Regions from separate parts of the Homo sapiens genome. Here region 1 is linked to region 2. The links are chromatin loops, found by intact Hi-C in ENCODE. Cell type or tissue: GM12878. All regions are shown on one strand.

The links. Peaks named below come from ENCODE experiments on the same cell type or tissue, not always from the same donor. Only the 100,000 strongest peaks of a DNase experiment are listed, where the experiment ranks them.
Region 1: it touches region 2 in a loop (6-fold over the local background); 74 of 110 quality-filtered maps call a loop at or near these places.

Annotation. Positions count from the first base shown.
Region 1 is chr3:67,109,112-67,117,111 of GRCh38, forward strand. No RefSeq gene overlaps it. Among named protein-coding and RNA genes, the nearest start is that of MIR4272, 110 kb to the right of the region's middle. RefSeq lists a silencer at 4,951-5,000. In GM12878, CTCF peaks have their summits at 810 and 4,882 (motif pointing right); a DNase peak (open chromatin) is centred at 4,910.
Region 2 is chr3:68,872,972-68,880,971 of GRCh38, forward strand. It overlaps TAFA4 (TAFA chemokine like family member 4), which reads right to left. Exons shown (of 6, transcript NM_182522.5): 3 at 7,759-7,874. Among named protein-coding and RNA genes, the nearest start is that of TAFA4, 56 kb to the right of the region's middle. In GM12878, CTCF peaks have their summits at 3,339 (motif pointing left) and 5,565 (motif pointing left); DNase peaks (open chromatin) are centred at 1,839 and 3,340.

The DNA.
Region 1 (8,000 bases), 1.8 Mb before region 2:
CACATAACCAACCAACTAACCAACCAACAAGAGCAAATGGTGCCCTTGTCTCTGAATGATATACAGATTTTTTTCTACTCCTTCATGGATGAAATCTACATAGATTCTTAGCTTCCAACAAGAGTAAGATAATCAGATACAGTGTGATATTGTGCAAAGACCAAGGTGAGCACTTACAAGTTTAAAGTACACAATTCCAAGGGCTGGGGGTAGGTGCTATTCACAGCAGTCTTTAGAGGCTCTTTAGTCTGATGAACCTGACTATGCAAGTTCTCTACACCTGTGTTTCTGCAGAAGCAACAAGGGGCAATCTTCCTCCACCCAGGAAAGCAAGACACTTGCCTAATGCTTCTTTATGTCCTCCAACAGTGTCTTACCTAGAGAAGGGCCTTAATTCAGGTTTGTGGAATGAATGAAACTCAGGCTGGTCCTGTTCCTTATTAACATGGTTATAGTCAAGGTTGGCTTAAGGAATTTGTAATAAAATTTATTTTCAGCACATTACTTCATGAATGCTATCCTTGTAGATTCATATATATTCAGTGGTTGCTTTTGAGAAATCTAAAAATACCGTCACTTGGCATTTGCCCTAGAACAGTGTGCTGCCTTGATGCAGCCATAACAGTCATACCATATGGGAGGAAACCTGGGTACTTTCAAACAGACTCCTCTTTTAAAATCAAGTCTGCTGCTGTCGCTGGAGCTTGCAGCCTCCTGAACCTCTTTATTTAGATACAGCATTCCAGGGCCATTATTTCATATGTAGAGGGATTTTTTTAAATAGCTTGCAGTTTGGGCTTTTCACCACTAGAGTTCAACCTTGCTCTTATCTAGATGATTTCAAGGAAGAAAACTAACTAAATAAAATAAATCAGCATCTCCTCAAACAAAACACAAAGAAAATTCCCTAAGTACCTTCTCTAATTCCAATCCTGACCTTTGACTACCAAAAGCTGGCTTCGTTCATGTGCCTTTTTTTTTTCTGACATACTTAAGATTTCCTGGTTGGTATTGTCATCAGGGATCAAATTCTTGAATGCCCTTGCTTAGTTACAAGTAATTTATCAATGCTTGATAAATAATTTCTCCTTAGATTCAGTTTGTTTATTTCTAAGTACAATCTTTAGCCGAAACTGCCTGGCTGATTGATGGGAGAGCATGCTTCTGGTCGGTAGATCCTGGGGGCTCACAACAGGGTAGTCAGAGCTACAGTGAAAGCGACTGCTACTCTGGGTCTCATAGTTGATCATTAATTTTTTGAGAAGTTTTTTCTTTAATAAATATAGCTTTCTCCCTGAGGTTTGGTTTTGATTTCCAAATTCAAGACGTACCTCTTTTTTCCCTTTCTTTGTACCCATTGTCTTCAGATATATTTCTGAAGAGACCAAAATCAAGCATACAATGTCACAATTTTGCTAGTGGTCAACCTATCACTCCCAGGACTTCTAAAAACTATGCTGTGTCAAATTAGGCATACATAATAATTAGAAATGCATGATAAAAGCTAACATTGCACATTTATCATACACTTGGCACTTTAGATGCTTTATTTCATGCAATCTTCACAAAAGTCTTATGAATCAGGGATGATCCTCAGTCCCATTTTACAGATAAATAAACAGTAATATATATAAGTCTTTTTTTTTGAGATAAGGTGTTCACTCTGTTGCCCAGGCTGGAGTACAGTGGTGCGATCTCAGCTCACTGCAGTCTCCGCCTCCTGGGTTCAAGTGATTCTCACGCCTCAGCCTCCCGCATAGCTGGGACCATAGGCATGAGCCACCATGCCTGACTAATTTTTTGTATTTTTGGTAGCGACAGGGTTTACGCCATGTTGTCCTGGCTGGTCTTGAACTCCTGAGCTCAAGCATTCCACTCGCCATGGCCTCCCAAAGTACTGCATATAAATAATTTGACTAAGGCCACTCAGCTAGTAAGTGGTGGAGTGAGAAGTCAAACACAGGTCTCTACCTGAACATTGTGCTCAATGAGGGTTCTACATTCATATAGCCTGAACTTTTTGAGGGCACAGATAAAGAGTATAATAATAACCCTGATAAAAGGAGTGGCCATGGCTAGGCAGAAAAGCAAGAAACTTGCAAGGGATACGCAGAAATTAAATGATGAAACAAAATGTGTTAATTGAGATTTTGCAGCAGACACAGACACCCTGTTCAAATGGCTGACGTATATAGGCTTCACCATCTCTAATAACAGAGAACATGCTATCAACATGTAATGTGGTAAGAACTTCTCTCAGTCATACTGGCTAAAATGTTCACCAATTTATTACAAAGGAGAATCTTAAAATTGATCTTCAAAACTCACTATTTAGATTTTCACAGTTGTGACAAATAATAATGCTCAGGTTGGCTGTATGAGGAATTATCTAGGGTTCAAGTAGTCTCATCTAACCTTTTTGTTATCACTTTAACATTCTGGGTTAATGAGTCCTGTGTCCTACCAAATGCTATTACAAGTACTTACCCCTGATAGGCCATTCATTGAACTGTTTACTTATTCATTAAATACTAAGCGTCTACTACATACCATGCACTGTACTAGGTGCTGAGAATATGAAAGAAAACAAAACAAAAAACAAATGAAAATCTCTGTCTACATTTTACATTCTGGTAGGGGAGATAGAAAATGAGCAAACGAATAAGTAAAATGTGTAGTATGTGTGATGGTGATAAATATTACATAGAGAAAAATAAAACTGGGAAGGGAGATAATAAATGCTGTTCGATTTTGTTTGCTTGTCTTGCAACTTGAAACAGGGTGGCCAGAGAAGGATAACAACAGTAATAATAATAACAGTAATAGTAGTTCTTCTTCTTTTTTTTGTGAGACAGGGTTTCAGTCTGTTGCCCAGGCTGGAGTGTAGTGACCCAATCTCTGCTCACTGCAACCTCTGCCTCTCAGGTTCAAGAGATTCTCCCACCTCAGCCTCCTGAGTAGCTGAGACTACAGGTGCACACCATCATGCCTGGATAATTTTTGCATTTTTTGGTAGAGACAGGGTTTCACCATGTTGGTCATGCTGGTCTTGAACTCGTAACCTCAAGTGATCTGCCCACCTCAGCATCCCAAAGTGATGGGATTACAGGCGTGAGCCACTGCACCCAGCCTAATAGTAGCTCTTGTTTTTGGTCATTCTAGGCAAAGTAGCAGCTAACATTAATTGAGTACTTACTATGTAGCAGGCCTCTTTAATTTATATCTCATTTAATTTTCATAACCACTCTGTTTCACAGATAAGGGGAAACAAACACAAAAATCATGTAACTTGTCCAAATCACACAGCTAACAAAAGAAAACTGTGGACATTTTGAGTCAGAGCCCAGGTTCTTAACCCTACCAGCATGCTTTTCTTTTGGTATTTGCTGCTGTATACTTTAATTGCCTATGTAAGAAACAACACCGAGTGAACCATGCTGACCTAATTTTCTAGTTCTAGTTTGTTTCATTCATAGTAATATAAAAATTAGCTGCTTATTTTCCATAATAACTCCTTAAATACACTTGTTATGTGGAATATATTAAGTTAGTTAAGAATATGGTTTATTTATATATCTAGAATATGTACTCCCTTTATATTAAAATATTTATAGCAGCTGACAAAATTTAGTGCAAAATAGACTGATTATCCATAAGAATTATAAATGATAAATAAATGAACCTTGGTAGGTTGTGCATGCAAAGACAAATCAGTTAATGATAAAAACAGAATAAGGATTATCTGCAGGAGCATGGGGTGCAGGTAATATCAGGCATCTGAGATGAACTCACTACTACTATCAGAAACTGAGTTTGGCTATACGTTTCCTAGCTGCTAAGACAGAGCAACATCCACACTAGGTTACATAATATTCATTTTTTTGAACAAAAGAAGATAGAAAATTGTCCTTGAGAAAAACTTTCTTACAACTGATCCTTGTAAAAGGTTCATGGGCTAACAGTGAAGAATATTTTCAACTTTGCAGGAAGCAAGGACTCCTGAAAGAATTTTTTTTTACAATCTTCTATAATAAATGGGAGTGAAAATGAAATTGGCATTTTTGGAAGGGGGGGGGAGAAACAGTTGAGATAATATGACCTAGGTATTCTCTGTTCTGCATACCTTATTTAACAGTGGGTTACAGAATGGGGAAATGGATAGTTAACAATTTCCACGGATTCTTCCTCAAAATATTAATTACAGTAAGCAGACCTTTGACAGGTGTCATATCACAATTAATTTCATGACTAGTAAAAATATAATTAGACTAGTAAAAACAACAACTGCTACAAAATAACAGTGGCAGCTAATAACTACTGCATACTTATCAGGAGGCAAGATCTGGGTCGAACATTTTACAAACATTATTTCATTTAAGGTTTCCCATAAGTTTCTGAGTTAGGCACAGTCATGTTCCCATTTTAAAGATGAGAAAGCTGAGACTTAGAGAAGTTAGGAAAGTTTCCCAAAGTTGCCCAGCTAGTAAGGATCCGAGAGCTCAGATTCAACTATGGTCGGACTGGTTCCAAAGCTTGTGTTTTTATCTACTACTTTGTGGTTACTCTACCACCTTTATTATATCTATTCCATGTTTTTACTGAGACAATTGCACAAGACCTGAGGAGACATAAACATTTAAGATGAGAATACACAGAGGAAAAAAAGAAGTGTTCTCCACTTCCTAGACAAAATTAGTAAGTTTAAGAAGACACAGAACCATACAGCTTACATGAAATCAGTTCTACTATTTATCACGATGGACAAAAGAAATGATGAGCCACTCTGCGCACTGTCATAGGTCAGACTAGGATCTCGCCTGGAACCCGAGGATGTGAGAAACCGCTGTGACTCATGGCTAACTGCTGTTTCAGAACCTAGGACAGCGGCACACATCCCTTCCACTAGGGGGCAGGGTGGTCATTACATTGTGATTGTTTATAAGCTGAGCCTGATTCTGACAGGCAGAAAGCCAGCTCAACTTCTGTAGCTTCAGAATAGGCAGCCAGTGGGGCCAAGTGTCCATGTTTGCCCCAGATAAGAATCTTGGACCTTTTCAAGTATTTGTAAAAGCATCCAGTGGACACCTTAGCTTTTTGCATTTGGTAACCACAGTGTCAAGAGCTAGAAAAAGTGTAAAATACCAAATATTAGAAGAGCTTTGGACAGTGCCAGCTTGAAAATGCCTCTCTTGGCCACTGTACTTATGTTGATTGATTTCATATTTACCTGTGGACTGACTGCAATAAATGGGCTTGCTAGCACATTTTTGGAACTATCCTTACCTAGGCTATGAAAAGTTCAGAAAGGGAAGTTAAGGGAGAACAGTATAACAGAAGTGGCTAGTAACAGGGGCTTTGGAGCCAGATAGACATGAATTTAGACTTGATTTCACCACTTTTTCACAATAGGACTTTGAGTAAATGATAACCTCTCTTTCTGTACTTCGATTTTCTCAACTATAAAATAGAAATGGTATAACAGATATCTTACAGGATTGTTATGATGACTAAATGAATCTCTAAAGCACTTGGCTGGATGTCTGGCACACAAGGCTCAATGATCACCAGGATGATGATGAATCTGCTATTGAAGGAAAAAAATAATAACCTTAGCATATGTCAATTTACGTTACCCAATATAGTTTATACATCTCAAACAAATATAAGAAATGTATATAAATATTCACTGGTTCATTTACTCATTTATTTATTCATCAAGCATTTATTAAACATCTGTAGTTTGCCAGGTAAGGGGAATACAAAGACAATCATTAAGAAAGCTCACAAATATTCTAGCATATAGTAAGAATTGCTTTACCCAATGAAACAGAGCAATGACATACATTGTTGCCACGTAGGAGGATCAAAAGCCACTCTATACTTTGCCATTTGATATGGTTTGGGTGGGCTGTGTCCCCAAATCTCCTCTCAAACTGTAATCCCCACTTGTTGATGGAGGGACCTGCTGGGAAGTGACTGGACCATGGGAGTGGTTCCCCCATACTGTTCTTGTGATGGTGAGTTATCATGAAATCTGATTGTTTAAAAATGGCACTTTCCCCTTTGTTCTTTCTGACTCCTGCTGCCTTGTGAAGAAGGTACTTGCTTCTCTTTCACCTTCTGCCATAATTATAAGTTTCCTAAGGCCTCCTAAGCCATGTGGAATTGTGAGTCAATTAAACCTCTTCACTTTATAAATTACCCAGTCTCAGGTATTTCTTATAGCAGTGTGAAAATGGGCTAATACACTATACTTTCCTTCTCCCCCCTAAAACAATGCACGATGTTACAGATAGCAACTTCTCGGCCAGTCTGGGTCTCTGAATGAGAATGATGGCAATGTGCAGGAGAGACCCCAGCTGACTTTTGATGGCAATAAAATGTGCACAAGAAATCAACTGTTTATTATAAGTCATTTAGATTTGGGGTCATTTACTACCTCAGCACAACCTGGGATATCCTAAATGATGTTAGGCTGCTGCTCTCAAAACAATCTACAATGGTGGAATCGATGCATGGATGCAAACAGGTAAACAATCATGCAAACTGCAGCATAAATGCTATAAGAGATGTGGGAGTGAAGTGCTTTTTGGCAGGAATCAAAGTAATAAATTTGTGATGAACTTGAAAAGGTCAATATGCACCTATCTGCTAACAAAATATCTGGTGAGGCTACAATGTGGAACTCCATTTCAAGCAGAGGAAGACACCATCTGAGGGAGACACAGCAATGCCACAGAACGTGGAAAATGTAAGACTTGGGGAAGGGGGATGGTTTATAATCCCACTGTAACTTGGAAGGAACATTGAGAAATAGAAAATAGAGTGACATTATATTCTAATGACCCAGTGACAATAACAGTCTTACTAGTGTGCCAGCTCAGGTCATATATTGTGTAATATATGGCTTCATTTCCACTTTTGACCAATAGCTACACACAAGAGGTGGTAAAACCCCGTATAATTTGGTCAAAACAATATTGGGCTGGAAATCAGAACCTCTGGCTGCTAATATGGGGTATATCAATCATGAGAGGAAATCTGAACATATTTTTTTCTCTAGACCTCCATTACCTTATTGATAAAATGAATGGAAAAAACCTAGATTATTTCTGATCCATTCTATCTCTAAGATTGTGTTTCCTACACTTGAAATGTAACATTTGAAATCTTCATTGTTTGCGTGAAAAGATTCCACCTGGGAAATAAAACCAGGCTATTGACTTGTTATAAATGGAGAGCTATTTGATTGCATCATAAACTGTAATAGATCCTGTGGAAGTGGGGAAGCTACTCCTGTCTCCTTGGAATTAGTGCACCCTCAAATTCCAATGGCCTGAGGGCTTTCTCTGGTGGCCAGAGGCTCCTTGGCCCCATTGAATAGGTTGGAAATCCAGAGAATAATTCCTCTTGGAAGCAGCCATGAACAATGACTATTGTAAGTTGGTAGACAAATGTCCAAGTTCTCTACTCTACAGGTAGGATAATTCTGAAGTTGGACATCCTCAGGATTCCCCAGCAGGACTGAGTTTCCATTACTCACATGACAACTGGTTTGACAATGTACATTTTACTGGCTACCTCCCCTTTCCTGTGTCACTACTCATTCATCTACTGGGATTTTCTAGATTCACCTCTGAAATAAAACATCTGCACTCGAATTCTTGTCTCAAGACCTGCTTCTAGAGAACCCTAAGACATATACTAATACACAGGTGAAAATACAACTACACTCCACTGTCAATAATTTTTAGGATTGGTTTAAATGTACTTCCTACACTTGGGTGCAAGTAAAATCACATTTTCAATTAATTAAATCTGGCTTTGGGCTGGGCGCAGTGGCTCATGCCTGTAATCCCAGCACTTTGGGAGGCCAAGGCAGGCAGATCACCTGAGGCCAGGAGATCGAGACCAGCCTGGAAATTATGGGGAAACCCTGTCTCTACTAAAAATACAAAAATTAGCTGGGCATGGTGGCACACAACTGTAATCTCAGCTAC
Region 2 (8,000 bases):
ATATATTTACACCATTTATTTGCTTAGCAAATCCCTTTTCATAGACAGCATGGGTAAATATCAGCCGTATCATCTCAAGGCTGATCTTTCATCACACATTCCATTACAAATTCTAAAATTAGTAGGGTTCAAACTTAGGTCTCAGTGACTTATAGAAACAATCCAGGTTCTGATGTGTCACACACCTATGAGGCATGCATCAGGCTCATTAGAAAACAAATTCCAGATCAGTACAACATAAGGTAGGAGAGGCTAACAACCTTGCTCTCACCTGGAGAGATCAAACAACGTCATACTTGTTTTCCAGGAGAAGACAAATAGAAACAGACACAGACACACACACAACAGACAGACACACGCAGACATACACACACACACACACACACACACACACACACACACACACCCTGGGCCAGAAAAATGCTGACCTAGCCATTCTGTGAATGTTTCCAATTTCTAGATGGTATCCTGAAAGCAACTAACTAGACAAGTAATTCATATTAATAGCTGCTCTCTCCCTTTCAATTTGGGTATTATTTCCTATTGGATATGTTTAGCCGGCAACAGCTCAAACATATAGACTATGCATAGTTAGAAATCACTGTCCTCCACGGGGCAACACTTACTTGAAAAGCCTGTAAAATGACCACAGGACACTTGCAGGGAGGGCAGAAAACAGCAACATGTTCACATGTTCATTTCTCTAGCTCAAATCCAACCAGCCTTTGAAAGTGCCACTTGAAAGACAAGCCTCCCACTATTTCTTGCAAATGCTTTCTAAACAACAAATAAGACTTTCCAGAGCAAAGGAGACTTTTCCAAAATCTGTAACTGTTTGACTTTGGGGAAGAAGACACACCTCTTGACTCCTTTATGCACAACCAAGTTCGGATTGCTGAAATCTCCCACACCCTTGGATGGCTGGTATTTATTCCCAGCCCTTTCCCAGGTAGCTGTGCAATGTCAGTGATGAGCTACTGAAAAATTGCCTGCTGCTAACAACACTGTTGCTATTCACTTCTTTCATTTCATGCCTATATTATATTTTTCCTGAAACAAATTTCTCTATTGTTCCCTCTCTGCTTCTAGGATCCCATTACCCAATCCCCAACAGCTAAGAAAAAAACAGAGCCCAGTTGGAGACACCCAACAATCTCAGGCCCTTCTAACCCTGTCGGACTTAGTTATAGTTCTTATCTGATTTCAGACATACCCTAAAATATAAGCATTGATGGTACTTGGCCTTAGTAGTCAAATTGTTTTTAACTCTTGCAAACACAGTCTTCTCACAATCAATCCTTTGTAATGGGTTTTTAAATGTCCCTTCAAAAATATTATTTCCAGTGTTCTATTCTGAGACTACCATATGGACCAAAATATTTAAAGCATCCAAGCAACACCTAGGAAAATACAAAACGTCATTTTTCTTCCTGCCCCGTCTCTACCCCTGCTGTTTCTTTTTACCAATGATTTTATTTTCCTTATAGGGAACAAATGATTCCAATTTCCTCGTATAGCACTGGCATACAGATGAGGTATTGACCTGTAGCTTTTTAAACCCCAAATTGTAGGCTTTGTTTAGATGAGTCTAAGGCCGTGGCTTGAAAGAAGAAAAAGGGAAATTTCTTCTCAAGGGTAAGGAGAATCTTTTCCCAAACTACCCGAGGAACTCTTCAAAGACAGTTGCCTGTTCTGCCCTAAAGACTCAAAGAGGGAAGGGTGAAAAAGCCTACTCTGCCAAGTAGGATGGCTCACAAGCTCATTTGAGGAACTGAAATTCTTTACTCCCGTCAGTAATACAACCCTTTCTTTACACACACACACACACACACACACAAAGGATGTAAAGCATGCTCATTTGTCAGACATTTCACAAAGCTGAACTTGCCAGTGGCACTGGGACTTGAACTTGCAGCTGAGGAGGTGAGAAGAAGCCAAATATGAACACTGCATATAATGTGTTCCTTTCCCTTCTTATTAAAAGCTGAGCCCATCAAGATGGCACTGAAGAAATATAATATGGGGTACAACGGAGGCTAGTGGAATCCCTCACCATGGAAGCTTTTAGCATTCAAAAAGCTGAGCTGGTACAAAATGAGTAAGTATTTTCACAGTCCTTCCCAAGAGGTGGAAATGGAGGTCACCTTGACAGGGTGACAACTCTCCTCAGCCTAACTATGTCATAGCAAGACTGAAATGGAGACATCACCACCCACATCAAACTGTACCTTGATAGGAGCTAGAGTCAAACTTCCAGTTTTTTTTTTTTTTTAACTTCTGAATCATTTGTTCTCATCTTTGGCTGCAGGTCTGAGTAATCAATAGTACGGTTGTTAAATAATACAGGTGCCTGCACTCTACTTTGTAAGGTTCAGATGGAATCTCGCTGCAGTGGGCCCTCTGTGTTTTTCGTGCAAAAGCTCCCCAGGGAGAGAATAAAGTAACCACTATCTTATGGATGCCTTTTTCCATTGCTACCAAAACATAGGACCTTTAAACCATTCCACAGTCTTTTCTTTTTCTTGCTCATAAAATAGTGTATGCTATTGTGGAGTTGCCTGCATAGCAATACATCCATAGATTTACTGAAATAACCATTCACTGGAAGTGGGACAGGAAGAAGGAAGATAGAGAAAAGTACAGGAGAAACCATATTAAAATGGTATCATCAGGTTTCACTTACCCCAGTGGGTAAGTGCTCATTATTGATCAAAATAAGTTTGCTAGTGGGTAACTTTAAGACTTAATGGTTGATATCACATGCATAAACACACACACACTGTCAAATTACTTTTGCCACTTCCCTCTCCCTAAAAATATGCTCTTGCAGAGAATAACAGCATAAGCTATTCATCAGGAAACAGAACTCTTCCCCATTCTTTATTACTTGAGGTTACGAATCCCACTTACCTGGTACTTTTTCTAAATTTAGTAGTCATTTGTTTTAAAAAAAAAAAAGAGAGAGAGAACTAAATAACTAAATAAAACATAAAAGAAATTAAGTGAAATAAAGAGAGATAAAACAATGTGCTCTATGACTGACCCATGAAAATTAAAATAACCCATAATTCCAATCTTTAAAAAAGCAACATTAAGACCTAACTCATTATTAGTTCATGGGACTTATCATAGTAGGCTCTAACCACATGTGACTATTGAGCACTTGAAACGTGGCTAGGGTCACATGTTAAAATGATAATATTTTGAATATATTGGGTTAAATAAAATGTGTTAGTGAAATTAATTTCCTCTGTTGCCTTTTACTTTTTTCAGCGCAGCTTTATAACATGCAAAATTACATGTGGCTCTATTTAGCTATGATAAGCCTTGCCTACCCCCTAGTGTCAGAACTTAGGCAATGCAGGCAAATCATTTTTCAAACGCATCTGTGTTAAGTACAATTCATTTCTGCCGGCAAAGTACAAGTATAGCCGCCTGTACATACAATTTTATCATTTTCACAAATGTTATCTCAAATTTAAGCCTCAGAGAGACTCCTGTAGTAGATGTTATATTCCCCACTCAGTTAGTATTTTTGAAATTACCAGGTTTATTGTAGAAAATTAGAACTAAAACAGCGTATGCTATTTAGTCAAGAGTATTTGCAGGGTTCCTATAAATTTCAGCCATCATAGGGGACAGAAAACATGGGATCAAACTTGGATGCAACAACTGCTCTTCAAAAAATTTACCCTAAGTTAAAAATAACATAAACCACCAAAACACACAATCACAACATGCATATTTTGCATAATCATTTATAACAGAAAAAAAAACAGAAAACCTAAATTTCCATAAATTTGAACAGTACAGAACCTCTACAAAACAGATAACATTCAAAAGAAGAAGACAGCTCTAAATAAGGATAACTAGCATTTGAGCACTCACTAAGCAAACACAGTTCTCAGCATTTCCCAGGTATTAATTGATTCCTTATTATAACCGTGAGACTTATTTTTTATTATTTTTATTATTCTCATTTTACATAGAAAGAGGCTGAGTCCCGAAGAGGTTTCATAACTTGCCCAAGAATGAAAGAAGAACTGAAGCAAAACTGAAGCTCATGCTGCTTCCTCTGCCATGAGTAATAAAATCTTTTGTCTCGGGCCGGGCGCAGTGTCTCAGGCCTGTAATCCCAGCACTTTGGGAGGCCGAGGTGGGTGGATCACTTGAGGTCAGGAGTTCGAGACCAGCCTGGATAACATGGGGAAAGCCCACCTCTACTAAAAATACAAAAATTAGCTGGGCGCTGTGGTAGGCGCCTATAACCCCAGCTACTCAGGAGGCTGAGGCAGGAGAATCACTTGAACCTGGGAGGCAGAGGTTGCAGTGAGCCGAGACTGCGCCACTGCACTCCAGCATAAGTGACAGAGGGAGACTCCATCTCAAAAAATTAATTGATTAATTAAAATAAAGTAAAATCTTTTGTCTCTGACCCAAGCATCTCATGCCTTCTGCCCAGCATCCACGAAACTATGACCAGCTAACCTGTTAGCTTGCAAGGAGGGTAAAAGCTCAGACCCTTCACAATTCTTGACATCTAACTACTTCCCAATCAGTGATACATCCTCTCTACAGCAGATTTAGGTCAAGGCCAGCAAATAAAAGGGCTCTCAACACCCTTCTGGGTCACTCTGTTCCCCAGCTTGTTGAAGCCTTTCTCTCCTTAAGGTTGAGCTGAAACCTCAGTCTTCATAGAGCAACTTTCTTCGCCACAGTCAGCTTACTAGAACAATGAAAAAACAAGCCTTTTTCTCTTATGCATGAGAAATCTTCAAACCCTGAAGGCTCTGACCACATCTACCTACCCATGCTCACAGTCTTCAGCTGTTCCTGGAATGCGAACCTTTCCACACTCATTCTCGATGCCTCCAAATGTGAAAACAGCTGCCATTTATGGAATGTTTACTATGTGCTAATCCCTTCACCTATTTTTCCTTATTAGTTATCCCAATAACTCCAAATAAAATAGGCATGGATATCATTCCATTTTTACAGATGATAAAACAGGTTCAGAGAGGTTAAGTGGCCTGGATAAGGCCACACAGCCAGGATGTACCAGAACCAGAATTAGGTTTGACTTTAGACCCCCCAACATTTGATTTCCTTTCCTGCCTCATTTCCAGGTGTGCCCCAGTTTTTCCAGGGACTTTATGCCAACAGATTTTATTAAATAGTCACCAAGCACCACAGCATTTTGTGGAATTGAAATAGTGCAGTCCAGGTTATATTCAAAGTTCTCTAGGGAAATGGAACTATTAAAGTGAACGTATAAATCAATAGCACCCAAGTTCTCAACTTTCTCAGCTCCATCAGAAAACTAGCTATGACTCCATCTTTAAAGGATAAAAATCTGAATTTTTGAAGTCTCCTAGTATTCACAGGAATAAATCTTAAAGTTGTAAGATGCTTTGTGTCCCAACTACTCGTGTCTATACCAGATGAAATTTCTAGGAAGATCCCTAAATCTTTAATTCCACAGGAGTTGAGTTTCTGAAACTTCCTTCCAGAAGGCATCTTTCCACTGCACAAAACATATTTGCTACCCTCTTGTGGGGAAATAAGGCACTGCTTACAGCCAAAAAAAAAGGAACAAAAGGACAAATTGCTAGTTGAAGAAATAACAAGAGTTAGCCCTGGCCTCCTTTTAAAAGAAACGAACCTGCCAATTGGCCCCTTCACCTTTTCTACAGCTTGAAGCTACACAGTCCCATATGTGTATGTGATCTCCTGCCTGCTCAATTATGATGGAAAATAGACTTTAAAAACAACAAAACCTGTCTTTTGCGTTTTTTAGTTGCTTAAAAATACTACTGGATTCTGTGGAAATGTATTAATGCCATTTGTCTTCAAGAAAGAGTCTCACCACCCAACCTGTGAAAATTAGGTGGGTTTTCATTTTGGTTTTTTTAATGCTTAAACTAAAATTACATCTCTGATACACACCTACCGTAACACCCATCTGCCAAAACTGGGGGGGAGATTCCCACCTTTCTTCTGTGTCTCTTAGCCAGGTAGGTGGAGATAGGGTTGTAAAATACCTCCTTGTTTACACACAGCAATCAACATCCACTCTTCTAATCCAAGCCATAAAAAGCATCCAACTTCTAACTAGGGTTTCCTAGTGCCATCATTTCTTTAATTGGCCAGCACTAACCATGAAGCCCATGGGACAGTGCCAGGAGCCTCTCTGGACACTCAGACACAGCCGTTTGCAGATAACACTCTGCAACTTGCTCCCGCTGTCAGACTTCCTATAATATACCCACAGTAGAGTGAAAATCTGACCAGAGTTTCTCAGGATCTCGGTGCACTGCCCCAATTAATTCTGGTGATCCTGAGTTCTCCATCAGCTGAGCACTAAACTGGGACAAAAATGCCACATGGACATTGCAAGGATCATGGACTTTCATTCCCTGAAGATCATTAGATAAAATTTATAGCATGAATGGGAGTGGGTGGTAATCCTACTGAAATGCTTCACTTGTCAACTAATCTGACTCTTAAACTCCACTCAAGAAAAGAGATAAGATTGAGGACCTCAAACACTATCCTCGTGAACAAACTCATAAAAATAGGCACAGCACAATAACCAACTAGCTGTGGGCACTTCACAGCAGCCAAATGGTATTGATTTTATGCTGATTTGCTGAAACTTCAATCATTATTTTTCTCATCTTCTTGGAACTGTCACTTGAGGAGGGAAAATTGAGTTGTGTGAGATTTTAAAAATTATCTTGAGCCTTAAATTATGACTAACCTTAAAATATCAGAATAACGAAGTGGAAAGTATGACATGTTATATATTTGGTGGTAAGAATATCTCATGAACTTTCCAAACACAAGACCTTTGGAGACAGAATTTATAATTCTGACCCATACGTGATTTAGGGTTCAGGCATCACTCTTTCCCAAAGAAGTCAAAACATTTCTGGCACTGCCACGCCTCAGATTACCAAAGCTGAGAGAGTAAATTAATTGACAACAAGTCCATTGACACATATGAATTATTCAGGAAAACACAATTTGCTGGGGAGTTTCCACTGTGTCACTTTAAATGTTGATGTAAGAAAGAAAGGACAGAAACACACACACACACACACACACAAACACACAAACTGATCGGTAGCTGATGGTTTTGATCTCGCCTTTAAAAATCAGCAATGCAGAGATATGAGTCTCACTAGAAGTTATCAGAATGACTGCCTCTAAATCTTTAGACAACACCCATTTTAAGTCCCTTACAAAAGTTACCACAGCTTTTTCTCTTTTCTTTTTTTAAAAAATCATGTAGCATATTTTCTCCACATCTCTCAAAAAGATCTTAAATTATCTGACTATTCCCTTCACTAAAGCCCTGTAAGTGTTAGTTTAAGTTTATCATAAAGATGTTCTACTTCTAAGGAAGCTGCAGGAGTGGATGGATGGATGGGCAGATGGACTGACATGTATGCACACACACACACACGCCAACCACACAAATTGCTGATGGTTTTCTGGGATTCCTTGAGAAAAACTGCTATAAAAATAAAAGTGTGCCCAAGAAAACAAAAGTTTTTAAAAGCCTGAAAAATATTTTTAAAGGACTCTTAAAGCACTAAACCATTAAACTGTGTTACTCCGCCATATTTCATGCTTCCTCTAGTTATTTACACACCATCAGAAGCTCACATCAGTTATCTGTGTCTAAAATGTGGACTCTGACATTTGGAGGGGTTTTATTATCTCAGCAGTGCATAATGAGCTTAAAGGGCTTACCTGCATGTCCCCGGAGGTGCTGGCTTGAGGCGGACATCAGCTTACAGCACACCATTAACACGTAGGCTAGAAAGAGCCAGTGCGACAGCAACACTGACTTAGCACAGACTCTCATCCTGGAGGAAAAGCAGGGCTGGAGTCAGTGAGGGCTGAGGAAGGCCAGACTCCCTGGCAAGCACCATTCTAGGAAGGCGGGAGAAAGCAGGGGCAGATCCCTGGAGCTGGAATTCCTTTCTCCCAAG